Regions from separate parts of the Homo sapiens genome. Here region 1 is linked to region 2. Evidence: read pairs that join two places in POLR2A ChIA-PET (ENCODE). Cell type or tissue: Panc1. All regions are shown on one strand. Each heading gives the region's core, and the rest is flanking DNA. Links, peaks and the distances in the headings are about the cores only.

Region 1 (9,147 bases), core at 367-8,366, 150 kb before region 2:
ACAGACTCCATTTGCAGGGAAGTATTCTTGATGCTGCTGAAGAAGACTGGGCTTCTAAAGCCAGTCACTTCACTCACTGTTGCTTCAGACAAAGAAAAGCGTAAACAGCCGTCAGCTCTTCACTCTCCACATCACTGCATGACACTGGCACTGAGAGTTTAGGAAAAATTCTTACTTACCCTCCAGAATATATTTTCCAAGTCAGTTTACTGTCTTAATTTTATTTTACCATAAAGTATATACTATTTTGTAGTACAAAGTGTACTATCATAGTGAAGGAGGGCATGCTGAGAAGCAGGCAGAGAAAAAGAACAGTGGAGATCAAAATTGGCAACCTCTGAATTCACAGGGTCAGTAAAACATGAGAGGCTGATAAAAGTTGGCTATCCTTAGAAATTCGAGACTTTCTAGAAAACAAGGTCCATTTCCTGCTCCCGGATAGTGGAGCAATTTTCAGTCAACCACACATTGAGAAGGAGTATAAAAGTAGATCTGATTCCATGTAAGTCCTGTAAAGCAAATGAGGTGTAAGCTAAAAGTTAAGGATGAATGGTGAACCAAGGTGGATTCTGAAATCGAGTCTGGGAAGGGGTGACACAGAGGGGTGACTCAAAACAGGACCTTACACGTGGAGCCAAGGCCCACTTACCGTCCACATGTACTGAATTTGATACCACGTGATGGAATCAGTTGTAGCATATACTTCCTTTTGGAAGACATATACTCCTTTTTTGGAGACATAGTAGGGCCCTGAAGAGTAAACTCAGGTATGATGAATAGGGCGGTATAAGGGTCATACATTTTTGGAAACCAGAATTGGTTGTTTTAAAGAATGCTCGGCACATAAAGGATGAGCCTTTTTCCATCTGAACTAAATCACGGGAGTCTTGACTATTTTGGATTCCGAACCTTTTTTTAGATCTTTCAGGCTTCGGCAATTCCTATAAGAAGGCATAAAGTCTCTAAGAAGAAGCTACAATCTGTATCTAGGTTAGAGAAGGTGGATGAATTCTGCAGCAGACTCAGACTTGGTGATCTTGATTCAATATAGGAGACCTCAAAGATGGCGGCACTTTTCTTCCTGATGTGGCTGGCCCCTTGCATAAATGACCTGCTACAGCAGAGACAGGGCAGGCAGGCAACATCCAAGATAGTGAGTAGTTGAGAGGGTGAACAACTTATCCCTGTTTGCCCTGGAATTCCCCGGTATTAGTACTGACAGTCCCATGCCCCAGTCCTGAGCAAACTGGAATGTTTGGTCAGCCAAGTAATAAAAGAGTGTCCCAGAGTCAGCAGTTTAACTTTCTTACTTTGACAGTTTTGGTTTGGGCTATTTCACCAGAAACATGAGCAATTTTAAGATGAAATTGCCTAAAAGTTTGACTTATTGAGGCTAGCCCTTAATATTTAGCCTCAATCAAGATGATTTTGAGTCTTCCATTTTTCAGGAATTTTCTAACAATATAAGTTTGCAGGTGAATATGCTCTGAAGGTCTGGTGGCTACAAAATAAGCACATCAGAACACTACAGTTCTGCCAATCACTTGTTAATAGTTTACCAGAAATATCCAAAGAAATATTTGCACAACTCTTTTTTTTTTTTTGACATGGAGTCTCCCTCTGTCGCCAGGCTGGAGTGCAGTGGCGCAATGTCGGCTCACTGCAACCTCTGCCTCACAGGTTCAAGTGATTCTTCTGCCTCAGCCTCCTCAGTAGCTGGGACTACAGGCATGTGCCACCATGCCCAACTAACTGGTTTTTTTTTTTTTGAGACAAAGTCTCACTCTTGTCCCCAAGGCTGGAGTGCAATGGCACGATCTCAGCTCACTGCAACCTCCACCTCCTGGGTTCAAGCAATTCTCCTGCCTCAGCCTCCCGATTAGCTGGGATTACAGGCACCTGCCACCATGCCCGGCCAATTTTTGTATTTTTAGTAGAGACGGGGTTTCACCATGTTGGCCAGGCTGGTCTCGAACTCCTGACCTCAGGTGATCCGCCTGCCTTGGCCTCCCAAAGTGCTGGGATTACAGGTGTTAGCCACCGCGCCCAGCCCTAATTTTTGTATTTTTAGTAGAAACGGGGTTTCACCATGTTAGCCAGGATGGTCTTGATCTCTTGACCTCGTGATCCACCCACCTCAGCCTCCCAAAGTGCTGGCATTACAGGCATGAGCCCCCATGCCCAGTCTGCACAACTCTTAAAACAGATAAAATCAGGTCGATGGAATTAAGGCTCTTGGCAATTAGGAATTTATCCTGTGAAAAGGACAAAGCTTTAGTGTTCAGCCAAGAAGGAAAGGATCTAAATCTGATGTGGAATGTCTGTGAGCAAGAGGGAATTAAGAGAAATTTAAGTCAAAGATAATGAAATTCTTTTCAGCTTTAACTTGCTATAAATAAATAAGCTGTGCTGGTTCCAGAATTTTTTTTACCTAGGAGGGGCCTAGGGTGGCAATCTGACTGGAAGAGAGTGTGTGAAGTTGCATTTGCCTGATGCTTTAAGATTGAGAAAACAACAACTGTCCATCTCAAAGCTCCTAACCCCAGCCTCTGCATTGGTACTGCCTCTGCAAAGAAACAGCTTTATAACAAGTAGGCAGAAAAGAAAATGGAAGAAGTGGCCGTTTCATATATGGAGTCCCGTGCTCTTTAGATCCAGAAAATAACTCCATATATTGCACTATCAGAGAGATTTGAATGAGTGCTTTTCTGTAGTGTATTTCTAATTATTTAATACTTCCTTGGTACACTAGGACAAAAATAGCATATTTTGCATATCTATGACAAATATAGTGTTCGTACACACAGAACTGAGCTCTTATTTGGGGCAGATAAAAGAAAAATGGATATTTACTGTTAAGAAGTATGTACAACAGCAATAGAGAGGGAGTTGGTACTGTTTGAGAGAAAAATCAAAAGTAGATTTGCTCTGCTTTATTAGAAATAATTAGGGGCTGGGTGTGGTGGCTCACACCTATAACCCCAGCACTTTGGGAGGCTGAGGCTGGAGGATCGCTAGCCCAGGGGTTTAAGACCAGCTTGTACAACATGGTGACACAGGTGAGACCCTGTCTTTACAAATATATTTTTAAAAATTAGCCAGCCATGGTGGTGTGGACCTTTGGTTCCAGACACTTGTGAGGCTGAGATGGGAGGATCTCTTGAGCCCAGCAGGTTGAGGCTACAATGAGCCATGATTGTGCCATTGTACTCCAACCTGGGTAATAGAGTGAGACATTGTCTCAAAAAAAAAAAAAAAAAAAAAAGAAAGAAAGAAAGAAAGGAGAAAAAAAAAGAGAAATAACTAGGAAGCACATTTGTGAGGAAACTGATTTTTAAAAAGTGCCTCTAGAAAACTTCCGTAATTAAAAAGCTTGAAAAACTGATCTTTTACAAATGCCTCCCCACGATGAGTCTCAGAGAAGTAGATCCTCAAATGCTCACTAACCAAGGCTGATGGATGACTAATTGGCAGGAAACTAAAGGTTTGGACACATTATGATGAGAACAGCATTCCAATTGGATTTCCGTTTGGAGCTTGTACTCCGGTGAGTGAAGAGAAAAAGGGAAAACCACCGGAGATGAATCCATTATGGTCTATGGAAGGGCCACAGGGCTCCTCCCATTCTCTTATGACTACCTGAAGCAGCTTCCAGGCGGACACGTCCAGAGAGGGCACCATGGCATAGGAGAGCCAACTGTAATTTTTGGCTTGGTGTTAGTGGGTATGCCCCTCACCCCTAAGTTTCAGGTGTCTCTCAAATCCACAGAGAACAATAATGTCCAGTTCTTTTTAATACAGGTGGCAGCTGGTTGCAGAAGAAAGCGATTACCTTTGCATCTCTGGGGAAGAAAGTACCCACATACATGTGGCTGTGGTTTTCATCATACTGCCTCCCTTCTCTGGACTCTGCAGGGGCTTCTAGATGTCTCTTGGATCCAGTGAAGACAACTCAACTCTCTGTTTTTCGGCCTATTAGCCAAGTCCTCCATCACACTCCTCCTAAATGCCTTCATCTTTAGCTATAAGACAGCCCATACTGGCAAGCTTGCTAACGAGTGAAAAAGCAGCAGCCTGGCTTCCCACAGGGCAGTATGTACATTTTAATAGCAGGCTTCCAGAGACAGGGCACCTGCTGCCTGTCTCTACTTCCCAACCGGGACCTGGTGATGAAAACTTCAGCCAGGCCCAGAGGGAAGGGTGGAGGCTGTGAACTGCCATTATGCATATGCCTGGGGTTGTCCTGCCTTAATTTAAGACCATAAGCAATCCATCTTCTTCCAGAAACAGGGTAGAGCCTTCCCAGATCAACAAAGCTCTGTCAGAGCTGAAGGTACACCTGATTCCCTAGAGCACCATTGAACAAGCCGGATACAGTGCAGTTTGTTTCTCCTGGGCAGGCACACATGGCGTCTGCCAAAATGAGAACATCGTTCACTTACACCTGTTTATGGAAAACAAGATACAGAATGGCATTGTACTTGAGATTTGGAACCACCAGGAATCCTGTTCTGTCTCCCCAGGTATGCGGCTCTTGATTTGGGGTGTATATTCCAGTGATAAAGAAAAGAGACACAAATTCTCATAAAACAAGATGGAACATTTTAAACGGACACAGAAGTTATATGTTGGGGAAACATGGTAGGAAGATGGAAGAAGGGCTCATTCTGGCTAAAGAGGAGTAGGGCGGCAAGTTAGAGAATAGTATCTCAGAACTGATGCTATTTAAGGCAGGGCACAGGGGCTCCCACCTGAAATCCCAGCGCTTTGGGAGGCCAAGGTGGAAGGATGGCTTAAGGCCAGGAGTTTGAGACCAGACTGGGCAACATAATGGGGCTCTGTCTCTATAAAAAAAATTTTAAAAATTAGCTGGGTGTTGTGGTGCCCACCTGTAGTCCCAGCTACTTGGGAGACAGGCAGGAGGATAGCTTGAGCTCAGGAGTTTGAGGTTACGGTGAGTTACGATTGCACTACTGCACTCCAGCCTGGGCAACAGAGTGAGACTCTGTCTCTTAAAAGCAGAATTGATGCTATTTAAGTTTTCTTATAGGATAAGAGGCATTTTGGTGCTGAGAAAAAAGAGGGGATCTGGGATAGTGGGGAAACAACAGCCCAAAGGTCAGGTACTTCACAGGCAATGAGAGAATGCTGTGAGTAATGAGGCTGGACAGGTAGGTTCATGCCTCGGCTGCTGGCCTGCTTGAGGAAGCCAACTCGAGTAGTATTATGACAGATGGGTAGGTCAGAGGCAGGGAGGTCATAGTACACTTTTGTAAACACCCAAGGGACTGGTAGTTACACAGCTGAATACATACACAAAGCCCCTGAGCTATATACTTAAGATTTGTATATTTTACTGTATGTAAATGATAGCTTTAAAAAGTACTTAAAAAAAAAAAAGCCAAAGGGAGACAGTGCCAGCCTGTCCAGGAGTACGGGGGCTGGGAATAGTTAGAAGAAGACAAGCACACAAGAAAACCAGTCTCTTTACCCTGCAGTCAGGGACCCTCTCCCAGGGTCCTTCCCCTAAAAAGACCACTCTGATGTTTGCTAACAAAGCAAGGGTACCAGAATCAGAAGATGTCCGTGCTGAAGGGCACCATGGGAGACACACCTATTTCATTTTACATAGAAGGAAACCAAGGACCAGAGGGGCTATCATTTTATCCAGGGTTCTGTGGCCAGTTTAGAGGTAGAAGACCTAGGTTTGCATCCTAGTTCAAATTTCAATTCAAAGCTCTTTCTCTGCCCAACTGTTGCCAGCAGCCATCAGGAAATTTGAATGAATGACAGAATTCTGAAGCTATAAAAAAGTCAAACGTGAGTAGACAGGTAGCAGCATGGGTGAATGTTCATGGCAACGTTCATCATGGTTTGGTGAAAGCAGGTTACTAAACAATATCTATCACCGTGATTTTGTGGGGGCAAGTATAAGGAGAAGGAAAACCACAGGGATGATTGCCCACATATTAATAGTGCATTATCTCTGGGTAGAATTATAATTTTTTTTTTCACGTGGGAGGTTTTCTGCTAAAAACTGAAAAACCTGTTAGACAAATTCCAAAAGAGCTATAGGGCCAGTGTGGTGGCTCACGCCTGTAATCGCAGCACTTTGGAAGGCCGAGGCGGGCGGATCACGAGGTCAACAGTTCAAGACCAGCCTGACCAACAGGGTGAAACCCCATCTCTATTAAAAATACAAAAATTAGCTGGGTGTGGTGGCATGCGCCTGTAATCCCAGCTACTCAGGAGGCTGAGGTAGGAGAATCACTTGAACCCGTGAGGCAGAAGTTGCAGTGAACCGAGATTTGAGATTGCGCCACTGTACTCCAGCCTAGGCAACAGAGTGAGACTCTGTCTCAAAAAAGAAAAAAGAAAGAGCTATAACATTTATAGATAATTTTTGTGTGCTCTACCTTTTCCATTTAAAAAAATGAATATGCATCAAAGTTTTTATTGAAAAAAAAAGATTTGTATGACTATCTAGATTTTTGTCATAATTCCGAACTGGGCGTCTGCTTGTTTCACTAAAAGTAAACACTTCATGAGAACAAAAAATGAATCACTAGGTAAATATTGATCTGTTTCTAAGAGAACAGGAGACATAACATCCCACTGAAGCAAAGTTTTCCTCCAGACATTAAAAGATTAATTTATAATGTATCTTTGGGTAAATCATCTTAGAACAGATTTTCAAATTGACTTTAATGCTGAGGGGGAAAACAGTAATCCCTGCTCCTCGAGCATGCTTTCGATGTTCACCTTTCATCAACTTTTTTTCTATACCAGAACAGTAAGAAGACACGTCCTGATTCCGCGCATGTCATCATAACCAGCTACCCGCGGTCAGGATTACTGACTAATATTCACAGCTTGTTGTAAATCAGTTAACAGAACTTTCCAGCCTAGGCGAGTGCTTGTGAAGGCTGCAGACAGGCTTCCTTGTAGGAAAAAAATCTTCAAAGTCCCAGGAGAAGCACTTTCCCTCATAACAGACGTGTTTCCTGCCCTTAGCTTTCAACACATGGGAGGTTGTTATAGTCATGTGACACAGAAAAAGACTATGGGGGACAGTAGCTTCCAGTGGAGTGACAGAAACAGAAAGAGGGTCAGATGGGAATCAAAGGTCACCCAGGGGCTGTCATCATCAGGGGCTGGCCTCTGCCTCAGTTCTCTCACTTGTACCCAAGAAAAGTCCCTGTTCACTTCCCCAGAGATAGGAAGGCAGCCAACCTGGTGTCACACTCCAGTTTGAGTTCAGTTTCCCTCTCTGCTACTCCCAGTTTCCTCATCCCTAAAATGAAAGGAAAAATGAATCCAACCTTAAGGTTGGTAAGACTGAATGGCATAACGTCTATGAAAGGTACTCAACAAATTTCAAATGCAGTAGTAACGCGGACAAAAGAGAGTGGTAATGTGAAAACATTTTGGTGATATGAGACATGAACACAGGATACAGTGATTCCTAAAATTAGAATCTAAATCAGAAATAAGAGGTGAGTTGAAGGATGGGGGGGCAATAAAGTGAATCCTTTTGCCCTTTAGTCATTTGTCATGTTCAAGTCAGATTGCTCGGGTGTTTAGAATTTAGCTGCTTAAGTAATGCTCCAACATGCTCTAAGAGGGCTGGTCCTATCATCAAAGGGAGAGGCTTTGGAAGGAAATTGGTTCTGGAGAATTTGTCCCTTCACATACACCTTCAAACCATAGCTAAGTCATAAACAATCATCAGGTTTGCCTTTAACTTAGGCTGACCTCCACCACTCCCTAGTTCGGGCTTCACCAGGAGAGAGGGTGGCAATCAGCCAATGACCAGGGGGCTCCATGCTGATGCCCCTGGCTTAGGCTGATGCTAATTTTCTAAACACAGCCACGAGGTCCAAGGAGATGGGGCTGGGGATCCACTTCCATAGGAGGAGGTGGGTGGGAGCCATTTCAGTAGAGGTCACACCTTAGACTCATCAAGAAAATGTGCTAGAGAGGGAAAAAAGCAAAGAGAAACTGTTGGGCTTAATGTCTCTGGATTATTTTTAAAAGGAAAAAAAAGAAAAGGAGGTAAAAACTGCCACAGTCAGCTTTCTTTTACACTTTGAACAATTAGTATGGAATCAAACCTTACATGATGTTTTTCTGGAGCCTGGGCAATAGCAGCTTTTGCATGGCTTCCTTCCTCTAATTACTCAGGAACCAATGCTGGGTGGAAATTTGCACTCATCTGCACAGAAACTTGCAGGGTTTTAAATACTTTGGTTTTCAAGAGCTCTCTAAGAATGAGATGACAAAAGAACTGGGTCTAGCAGTCCTACCCAAACTGTAAGCTGAAAGTGAGTGCAAATTTCAGTAACAGTCGAAGTTATTGATCTAAATTAAGTATTAAAAAAAATTCAGGCCGAGCGCCGTGGCTCATGCTTGTAATCCCAGCACTTTTGAGGCTGGCAGATTACCTGAGGTCAGGAGTTCAAGACCAGCCTGGCCAACATGGTGAAACCCCGTCTCTACCAAAAAATACAAAAATTAGCTGGGCGTGGTGGCACGTAGTCCCAGCTACTGGGGAGGCTAAGGTAGGAGAATCGCTTGAACCTGGGAAGCAGAGGTTACAGTGAGCTGAGATCATGCTACTGCACTCCAGCCCGGGTGACAGAGTGAGACTCTGTCTCAAAAAAAAAAGAAAGAAAAAAAGAAACATTCAAAATATGACTATGACAAATACTGGATGATTTTCAAAACATATACCGTGCACACCCTTTACAGAGCTGATTTTTAACTGCAAACACTGCATATAAGAACACCATGTCCTTGCTCTTGTGCCTGGCTGTGGAGGCTACTGTAATAAAAAGTCCCCTCAGCAGGGGCAGTTCCAAATTCAGTATGATGACATTTATAGTGTCCACCACTATTACGCAATCTCTCTCTTGACTTGGGGTCATGACATCACTGTCACAACTATGAGAAAACTGCATAAGAATACCGCCCATGTACACCCAAAACACCTAAAGCACATAATAGTACATGTGAAAATTAACTAGACAACTACACAAAGCAGGGGCCCAGACTCTCAGATGTTCATTGCCTATTTGTCTGCTCTTAGAAGAGAATCATTCACCCAGTGTCCCCAACAGCCAAAAGAGGTGATGAGAGGTGCTATCA
Region 2 (9,147 bases), core at 541-8,540:
TGAGGGGTTATCTATGTTATAGGCATTGCTTCTTTGTGAGGGGTAATCTATGCTATGTACATTGTTTAAAGACCTTGCTGCAGAAGCAGAAGTCAAACATTACTCATTATGGCAGTTTCACTTCAAAATGGTATCCTTCTTGCCAAGCAACAGGCTGTTTTCCTACAGGGCAGACGGTGAGAGGTTGGTTAATGGATACAAAATTACCGCTAGATAGGAGCAATGAGTTCTGGTTTTCTGCAGCCCTATAGGGTGAATATGATTAACTATATCTATCTATCTATCTATTTATTTATTTATTTAATTTATTTTTTTGAGACGGAATCTTGCTCTATCACCCAGGCTGGAGTGCAGTGGCGTGATCTCGGCTCACTTCAACCTCTGCCTTCTGGGTTCAAGCGATTCTCCTGCCTCAGCCTCCTGAGTAGCTGGGACTACAGGCACGTGCCACCATGCCGAGCTAATTTTTGTATTTTTAGTAGAGATGGGGTTTCACTGTGGTAGCCAGGATGGTCTTGATCTCCTGACCTCGTGATCCACCTGCCTTGGCCTCCCAAAATGCTGGGATTACAGGTGTGAGCCACTGTGCCCAGCCAACTATATATATATATATTTAATATTTTCATAAAGCTAGAAGGGAGGATTTTGAATGTTCATGTATTAGGCCATTCTTGCATTGCTCAAAAGAAATACCTGAGACTGGGTAATTTATAAAGAAAAGAGCTTTATTTATTTATTTTTATTTTATTTTATGTTTTGAGACAGAGTCTCGCTCTGTCGCCCAGGCTGGAGTGCAATGGTGTGATCTTGGCTCACTGCAACCTGGGTTCAAGCAATTCTCCTGCCTCAGCCTCCGGAGTAGCTGGAGTTACAGGCGCCTGCCACCATGCCTGGCTAATTTTTGTATTTTTAGTATTTTACAGACGGGGGTTTCACCATGTTCGCCAGGCTGGTCTCGAACTGCTGACCTTGTGATCTGCCCGCCTCAGCCTCCCAAAGTGCTGGGATTACAGGAGTGAGCCACTGTGCCCGGCCAGAAAAGAGCTTTAATTGGGTCTTGGTTCTATAGGCTGTACAGGAAACAATGTGCTAGCATCTGCTCTGCTTCCAGGGAGGCCTCAGGAAACTTACTATCTTGGTGGAAGGTGAAGAGGCAGTAGGCAGGTCACATGGGCAGAGCTGGAGCAAGAGAGAGATGAGGGAGTGCCACGCAAATGGCCAGATCTCGCGGGAACTCACTCACTATCATGAGGGCAGTACCAAGGGGATGACACTATATCAGTCATGAGAAACCTCCCCCACTGAGGCAGGAGAATAGGGTCTGGAAGCAGGCAACTTAAGGCCAGTTGGTGCTGACTTCCTAAAGCTGAATCGAGGGAAAACACAAGGTCTGGGGGCAGGGAATCTGAGACCAATTCACGATAATTTCCTAAAGCTGCATCAAAAGGGAAAAACACCTGGGTCTGGGGCAGGGACCCTAAATGCAGTTAACACCAACTTCCTACAGCTGAACCAAAAGGAACCCCACCCCCGCCCCCAACCACCACCTGAGTAGCAAAGGGTCAAAGGCTACTCTCCCTACACCCCTCCCCCTTCCACCACGTCTCAGATGGAAAGAGAGAGTGCCTTGAATTGGCAGCAGGCCAAGCACGGGCCATCCCTTCATCTGCAAGGGGCGCCAGTTCACCTCAGCCTTTAATTAGCCACAGGCCAAATCCTTCATCCAGATCAGGAGTAGCTGACAGGGACCTCAAATGGAGTATTTAACACCCAGAAAACTTTGTAACTGGGCCCTTCAGCCACTTGCTCCAGCCCACTCCCACCCTGTGGAGTGCTTTCTCACTTTTTTTTTTTTTTTTTAATTTATTGAGATGGGGTGTTGCTCTGTCACCCAGGCTGGAGTGCAGTGGCTCAATCTCAGCTCAATGCAACTTCTGCCGCTCGGGTTCAAGGGATTCTTGTGCCTCAGCCTCCTGAGTAGCTAGGACTACAGGTGCACACTACCATGCTCAGTTAAATTTTTGTATTTAGAGGCCGGGCGCGGTGGCTCACACCTGTAATCCCAGCACTTTGGGAGGCCGAGGTGGGCAGAACACGAGGTCAGGAGATCGAGACCATCCTGGCTAACACGGTGAAACTCCGTCTCTACTAAAACACAAAAAATTAGCCGGGCGTGGTGGTGGGCGCCTGTGGTCCCAGCTACTTGGGAGGCTGAGGCAGGAGAATGCTGCGAACCTGGGAGGCTGAGTTTGCAGTGAGCAGGGATTGCGCCACTGCACTCCAGCCTGGGTGACAGAGCAAGACTCCGTCTCAAAAAAAAAAAAAAATTGTTTTGTATTTAGAGTACATTGTGTTTGAGTATTTTGATGAGCCCAGGTTACCACATTCTCATTGCTTGGTTAGTTTCCAAGCTGGCATCCTGCTTCCCTCTCTGGTCCTTCCCAAGCCATCCTACCAAGGCATGACTCATGGCTTCCCATTGCCAGGACCTTAAGGCCCCTTGAGCTTTCAGCCTTTCAGCCTCTTCTCCCATCATGACCTCAGGCAAGTCTTTCTGCTCTAGCTGAACTAGGACTCTAAACATACGGAACTCATACCTGCCTCCTGCCTTGGCTATTACTGATCCTCCCCCTTGGAAGACCCTCTTCTTTTTTCTCTGCTTCAAGGACCAGTTTAAGTTTCACCAGCTCATAGGGCCTGATATGGTTTGGCTCTTTGTTCCCACCCAAATTTCATTTTTTTTTTTTTTTTTTTTTTTTTTTTTTTGAGATGAAGTCTTGCTCTGTTGCCCAGGCTGGAGTGCAGTGGCATGATCTCGGCTCATCACAACCTTCGCCTCCGGGGTTCTAGCAATTTTCCTGCCTCAGCCTCCCAAGTAGCTGGGACTACAGGCCCAGACTGCCACGCCTGGTTAATTTCTTTTTTTTTTTTTTGTATTTTAGTAGAGATGGGGTTTCACCGTGTTGCCCAGGCTGGTCTCAGACTCCTGAGCTCAGGCAATCCACCCACCTCGGCCTCCCAAATTGCTAGGATTACAGGCATGAGCCACTGTACCCGGCCATCCAAATTTCATCTTATAGCTTCCATGAGTCCCACATGTTGTGGGAGGGACCCGGTGGGAGATGACTGAATTATGGGGATGGGTCTTTCCAGTGCTGTTCTCGTGATAGTGAATGGATCTCATGAGATCTGATGGTTTTTAAAATGGGAGTTGCCCTGACAAGCTCCTTTTTTGCCTGCTGCCATCCATCTAAGATGTGACTTGCTTCTCCTTGCCTTCCACCATGATTGTGAGGCCTTCTCAGCCATGTGGAACTGTAAGTCCAGTAAACCTCTTTCTTTTGTAAATTGCCCAGTCTTGGATATATCTTTATCAGTAGTGTGAAAGTGGACTAATACAGGGCCCTTCTTCTTCTTTTTTTTTTTTTGAGATGGAGTCTCGCTCTGTCGCCCAGGATGGAGTGCAGTGGTGCTGAGATGTGACAATGTGCTAGCAGCCCTCGCTCCCTCTCAGCACCTCCTTGGCCTCGGCGTCCGCTCTGGCCACGCTTGAGGAGCCCTTCAGCCCGCTGCTGCACTCTGGGAGCCCCTCTCTGGGCTGGCCGAGGCCGGAGCCGGCTCTCTCTGCTTGTGGGGAGGTGTGAGGGAGAGGTGTGGGCAGGAACTGGGGCTGCACGTGGCACTCGCGGGCCAGCGCGAGTTCTGGGTGGGTGCGGCTCGGCGGCTATTTTAGCTTTATTTTGAAATACTAGCTAAAAATTTCTCAAGTCTTGAGAGAGAGATGAACATCCAGGTACAGGAAGCTCAAAGAACCCTAAATAGATTCAATCCAAACAGGTCCTCTCTGTGGCACAGTATAGTAAAATTACCAAAAGTCAAAGACAAAGACAGAATTCTACAAGCAGCAAGAGAAAAGCATCAAGTCACATATAAGGCAACCGCCATTAGACTAACAGTGGATTTCTTAGTAGAAACCTTACAGGCTGGGAGAGAATGGGATGATATATTCAAAGTACTGAAAGAACAAAAACCTGCCAGCCAAGAATATTATACTCAGATTAGCTATCCTTCAGAAATGAAGGAGAAATAAAATCTTTCACAGACAAGCAAAAACTAAGGGGATTCATCACCACTAGACTGACCTCAAAAGAGATACTCAAGAGAGTCTTGCATCTGGAAGTGAAAAGGTAACAACCACCATGATGCGTATGAAACTACAAAACTCATTGGTAAGGCTGATATAGAAAAGAGAAAGAGAATGGACTAAAATCTTACTGTTACAGAAAACCACCCAACCATAAAAATAAACAATATGAGAGGAAGTAAGGAACAAAGGATATATAAAACAACCAGAAAACAATAAATAAAATGAGAAGAGTAAGTCCTTATCTATCAATAATAACCTAACCCTGAATGTAAACAAAATCAATTCTCAATTTAAAAGATATAGACTGTCTGAAAGGATAAAAAAGACAAGACCCAACTATATGCTACCTACAACAAACTCACCTCACCTGTAAAGACACACATAGGTTGAAAGTAAAGGAATAAAAAAAGATATTCCATGCAAATGGAAACCACAAGCAAACAGGAGTAGCTATACTTATATCAGACAAAACAGATTTCAAGTCAAAAGCTGTAAAAAGATACAAAGAAGAACATTATATAATAATAAAGGGATCAATTCAGCAACAGACTATAATAGTTGTAAATATATATGCACCGAACACCAGAACACCCAGATATGTAAAGCAAATATTATTAGACTTACAGGGAGAGATAGACATCAGTACAATGACAGTTGAGGACTTCAATACGCCACTGTCAGCATCGGACAGATCATCTAGATGGAAAATCAACAAAGAAACATTGGACTTAAACTACATCATAGGGACCAGGCATGGTGGCTTACACCTGTAATCCCAGCACTTTGGGAGGCCGAGGCAGGTGGAACTCTTTGAGTTCAGGAGTTCAAGACCAGCCTGAGCAACTGTCTTTAGAAAATACACAAAAATTAACTTGGCATTGGTGGTTCACACCTGTAGTCCCAGCTACTTGGGAGGCTGAGGCTGGAGAATTGCTTGAGCTCGGGAGGCAGAGGTTGCAGTGAACTGAGATCACTCCACTGCATTCCCGCCTGGGTGACAGCAAAATCCTGTCTCAAATAAATAAATGAATAAATAAATAATAAATAGAAAAATAAACTGCACCAGAGACCAAATGGATCTAACAGACATTTATGGATCATTTCCCCCAACAACCGAAGAATACATATTTTTGTTTTGTTTTGTTTTGAGATGGAGTCTCACTCTGACACCCAGGCTGGAGTACAGTGGTGCAATCTTGGCTCACTGCAATCTCTGCCTCCCCAGTTTCAAGTGATTCCCTTGTCAGCCTCCCCAGTAGCTGGGACTACAGGCACCCACCACCACACTTGGCCAATTTTTGTATTTTTAGTAGAGACAGGTTTCACCATATAGGCCAGGCTGGTCTTGAACTCCTGATCTCAAGTGATCCACCCACACTGGCCTCCCAAAGTGCTGGAATTACAGGCATGAGCCACTACATCCAGCCACGCGTTTTTTGTCAGCACATATAACAGTCTCCAGGATTGACCACATGTTAGGACACAAAACAAGTCTCAAAAATGTTTTAAAAATTGAAATTGTACCAGTGTCTTATCTGAATACAGGGAATAAAACTTGAAATCAATAAAAAGAAAATCACTCAAAATTATACAAATATATGGAAATTAAATGACATGCTCCTGAATGATCAGTGGGTAAAGGAAGACGTTAAGAATGAAATTTAATTGGTGAGGTTGCAGAGAAAAGGGAATGCTTATACGCTGCTGGTGGAAATAGAATTTAGTCCAGCCACTGTGGGAAACAGTCTGGAAATTTCTCAAAGAACTTAAATAACTATCATTTCGGGGCTGGGCACAGTGGCTCAGGCCTGTAATCCCAGCACTTTGGGAGGCCGAGGCAGGTGGATCACCTGAGTTTGGGAGTTCAAGATCAACCTGACCAACATGGAGAAACCCCATCTCTACTAAAAATATAAAATTACTTGGGTGTGGTGGCACATGCCTGTAATCCCAGCTACTTGGGAAGCTGAGGCAGGAGAGTTGCTTGAACCCAGGAGGCGGTGGTTGCAGTGAGCCGAGATGGTGCTATTGCACTCCAGCCTAGGCAGGAAGAGCAAAGCTCCATCTCAAAAAACAAACAAATACACACACACACACACACACACACACACACACACACACACACACACACTCACAAAACTACCATTTCGGGCAAGGTGCAGTGGCTCACACCTGTAATCCCAACGCTTTGGGAGGCCAGAGCAGGTGGATCATTTGAGGTCAGGAGTTCAAGACCTGCCTGAGCAACATGGTGAAACAACGTCTCTACAGAAAATACAAAAATTAGCCAGGCATGGTGTTGCATGCCTGTAGTACCAGGTACTCAGGACACTAAGGTGGGAGAATTGCTTGAACCTGGGAGGCGGAGGCTGCAGTGAGCTGAGATCACAACACTGCACTCCAGCTTGGGTGACAGAAAGAGACCCTGTCTCAAAACCAGAAACAAAAAAAAAAAATAAAAAACTACCATTTCGACCCAGCAATCCCATTTCTGAGTATATACTCAAAGGAATATAAATCATTTTACCAAAAAGACACATGCACCCATAAGTTCACTGCAGCATCATTCATAATGGCAAAGACATAGAATCAACCTAGATGTCCATCAATGGTGGACTGAATAAAGAAAATGTGGTACATCTATACTATGGAATACTATGCAGCCATTAAAAACAAAAACAATATTATGTCCTTTGCAGCAACATGGATACAGCTGGAGACCATTACCCTAAATGAATTAACACAGGAACAGAAAATCAAATACCACATCTTCTTACTTATAAGTGGGAACGGAACATGGAGTATACATGGACACAAAGATGAGAACAATAGACACCAAGGCCTACTTGAAATGGGAGGGTAGGAGGAGGGTGAGGGTCGAAAATTACCTGAGTGATGAACTCATTTGGACACCAAACCCCAGTGACACACAATTTACCTGTGTAACAAACCTGCACATGTTCCCCTTGAACTAAAATAAAAGTTTAAAAAGAAGGAACTTAAGGCTGGGCGCAGTGGCTCACATCTGTAATCCCAGCACTTTGGGAGGCCGAGGCAGGTGGGTCACGAGGTCAGGAGATTGAAACCATCCTGGCTAACACGGTGAAACCCCATCTCTACGAAAAATACAAAAAAATTAGCTGGGTGTGGTGGCAGGTACCTGTAGTCCCAGCTACTTGGGAGGCTGAAGCAGGAGAATGGCGTGAACTTGGGAGGCAGAGCTTGCAGTGAGCCAAGATCGCGCCACTGAACTCCAGCCTGGGAGACAGAGTGAGACTCCATCTCAAATAAAAAACAAAAAAAGGAACTTGAAATGAACAAAATTTTAAAATTTATTGCAACAAATAAAAACACAACATACCAAGCTGGGCATGGTGGTGCATGCCTGTAATCCCAGCAGTTTGGGAGGGAAAGGTGGGTGGATCACTTGAGGTCAGGAGTTTGAGACCAGTCTGGCCAATACAGTGAAACCCTGTCTCTACTAAAAATACAAAAAGTAGCTGGGCGTGATGGCACCCGCCTATAATCCCAGCTACTCAGGAGGCTGAGGCGGGAGAATCAGTTGAACCCGGGAGGTGGAGGTTGCAGTGAGCCCAGATCACACCAGTGCACTCCAGCCAGGGCGACAGAGAGAGACTCCGTCTAAAACAAAAACAAAAAACAAAAAACAAACAAACAAACAAAAAACAAAACAAAACCTATGGGACTCAGCAGAAAAACTATTAAGAGGCAAGTTGATAGCAATAAAGGTCTACATCAAAAAGCTAGAAAGATTTCAAAGAAACCACCTAATAATGCAACTCAAGGAACTAGAAAAGCACGAACAAGCCAGACTCAAAACTAGAAGGAAAGAAATAATAAAGATCAGAGCAGAAATAAAGAAAATTGAGACTAAAGAAATAATACAGCTGGGCACGGTGTCTCACTCCTGTAATCCCGGCACTTTGGGAGGCCGAGGCAGGTGGATCACCTGAGGTCAGGTGTTTGAGACCAGCCTGGCCAAACATGGTAAAAGCTCATCTCTACTAAAAATACAAAAATTAGCTGGGCATGGTGGCAGGTGCCTGTAATTCCAGCTACTTGGGTGACTGAGGCAGAAGAATTGCTTGAACCTAGGGGGCGGAGGTTGCATTGAGCTGAGATTGTACCACTGCACTCCAGCCTGGGCAAAAGAGCGAGACTCCACCTCAAAAAAAAAAAAAAAAAAAAGATATAATACAAAAGACCAACAAAACAAAAAGTTGGTTTTCTGGAAAGATAAAAAATGGACAAACTATTCGCTAGATGAAGAAAAAATGAGAGGATACATGAATAAAAACAGAAATGAAAAAGGAGATGTCATAATGGATACCACAGAAATAAGGATCATTAGGGACTAATATGAACAAATATATGCCAATAAATTAAAAAACATAGAGGAAAGGGATAATTTCCTGGACACATACAACCTACCAAGATTAAACCAAGGAGAAATAGAAAACCTGAACAGACCAATAACAAGTAATAAGATTGAGTCAGTAATAAAAAGTCTCCCAACAAAGAAAAATCCAGGACTGGATGATTTCACTTCTGAATTCTACTGAACCTTTAAAGAAGAATTAATAACAATTATTCTCAAATGACTCCAAAAAATTCAAGTGGAGGGAATTTTTCATAACTCATTTAACAAGGCCAGCATAACCCTGATACCAAATTTAGATAATGTCACAACAAAAAAGGAAAACTACAGGCCAAAGTCCCTGATAAACATTGATGCAAAAATTCCTCAATAAAATACTAGCAAACTGAATTCAACAACATATCAAAAAGATAATACAGCCGGGCATGGTGGATTACACCTGTAATCACAGCACTTTGGGAGGCTGAGGTGGGTGGATCACCTGAGATCAGGAGTTTGAGACCAGCTTGACCAACATGGAGAAACCCCATCTCTACTAAGAATACAAAATTACCTGGGCGTGGTGGTGCATGCCTGTAATCCCAGCTACTTGGGAGGCTGA

The links. Peaks named below come from ENCODE experiments on the same cell type or tissue, not always from the same donor. Only the 100,000 strongest peaks of a DNase experiment are listed, where the experiment ranks them.
Region 1: POLR2A ChIA-PET joins it to region 2 with 12 read pairs; 2 of 35 experiments call an interaction of 5 or more read pairs at or near these places.

What each region holds. Positions count from the first base shown.
Region 1 is chr15:89,117,712-89,126,858 of GRCh38, reverse strand. All of the region lies in intron 3 of ABHD2 (abhydrolase domain containing 2, acylglycerol lipase), which reads right to left. It also overlaps the pseudogene RNU7-195P. Among named protein-coding and RNA genes, the nearest start is that of ABHD2, 34 kb to the right of the region's middle. In Panc1, for the core only: no CTCF peak of the experiment used is centred there; DNase peaks (open chromatin) are centred at 6,698 and 6,946; H3K4me3 peaks cover 259 bases.
Region 2 is chr15:88,965,470-88,974,616 of GRCh38, reverse strand. No RefSeq gene overlaps it. Among named protein-coding and RNA genes, the nearest start is that of MFGE8, 57 kb to the right of the region's middle. In Panc1, for the core only: no CTCF peak of the experiment used is centred there; no DNase peak of the experiment used is centred there; H3K27ac peaks cover 1,742 bases.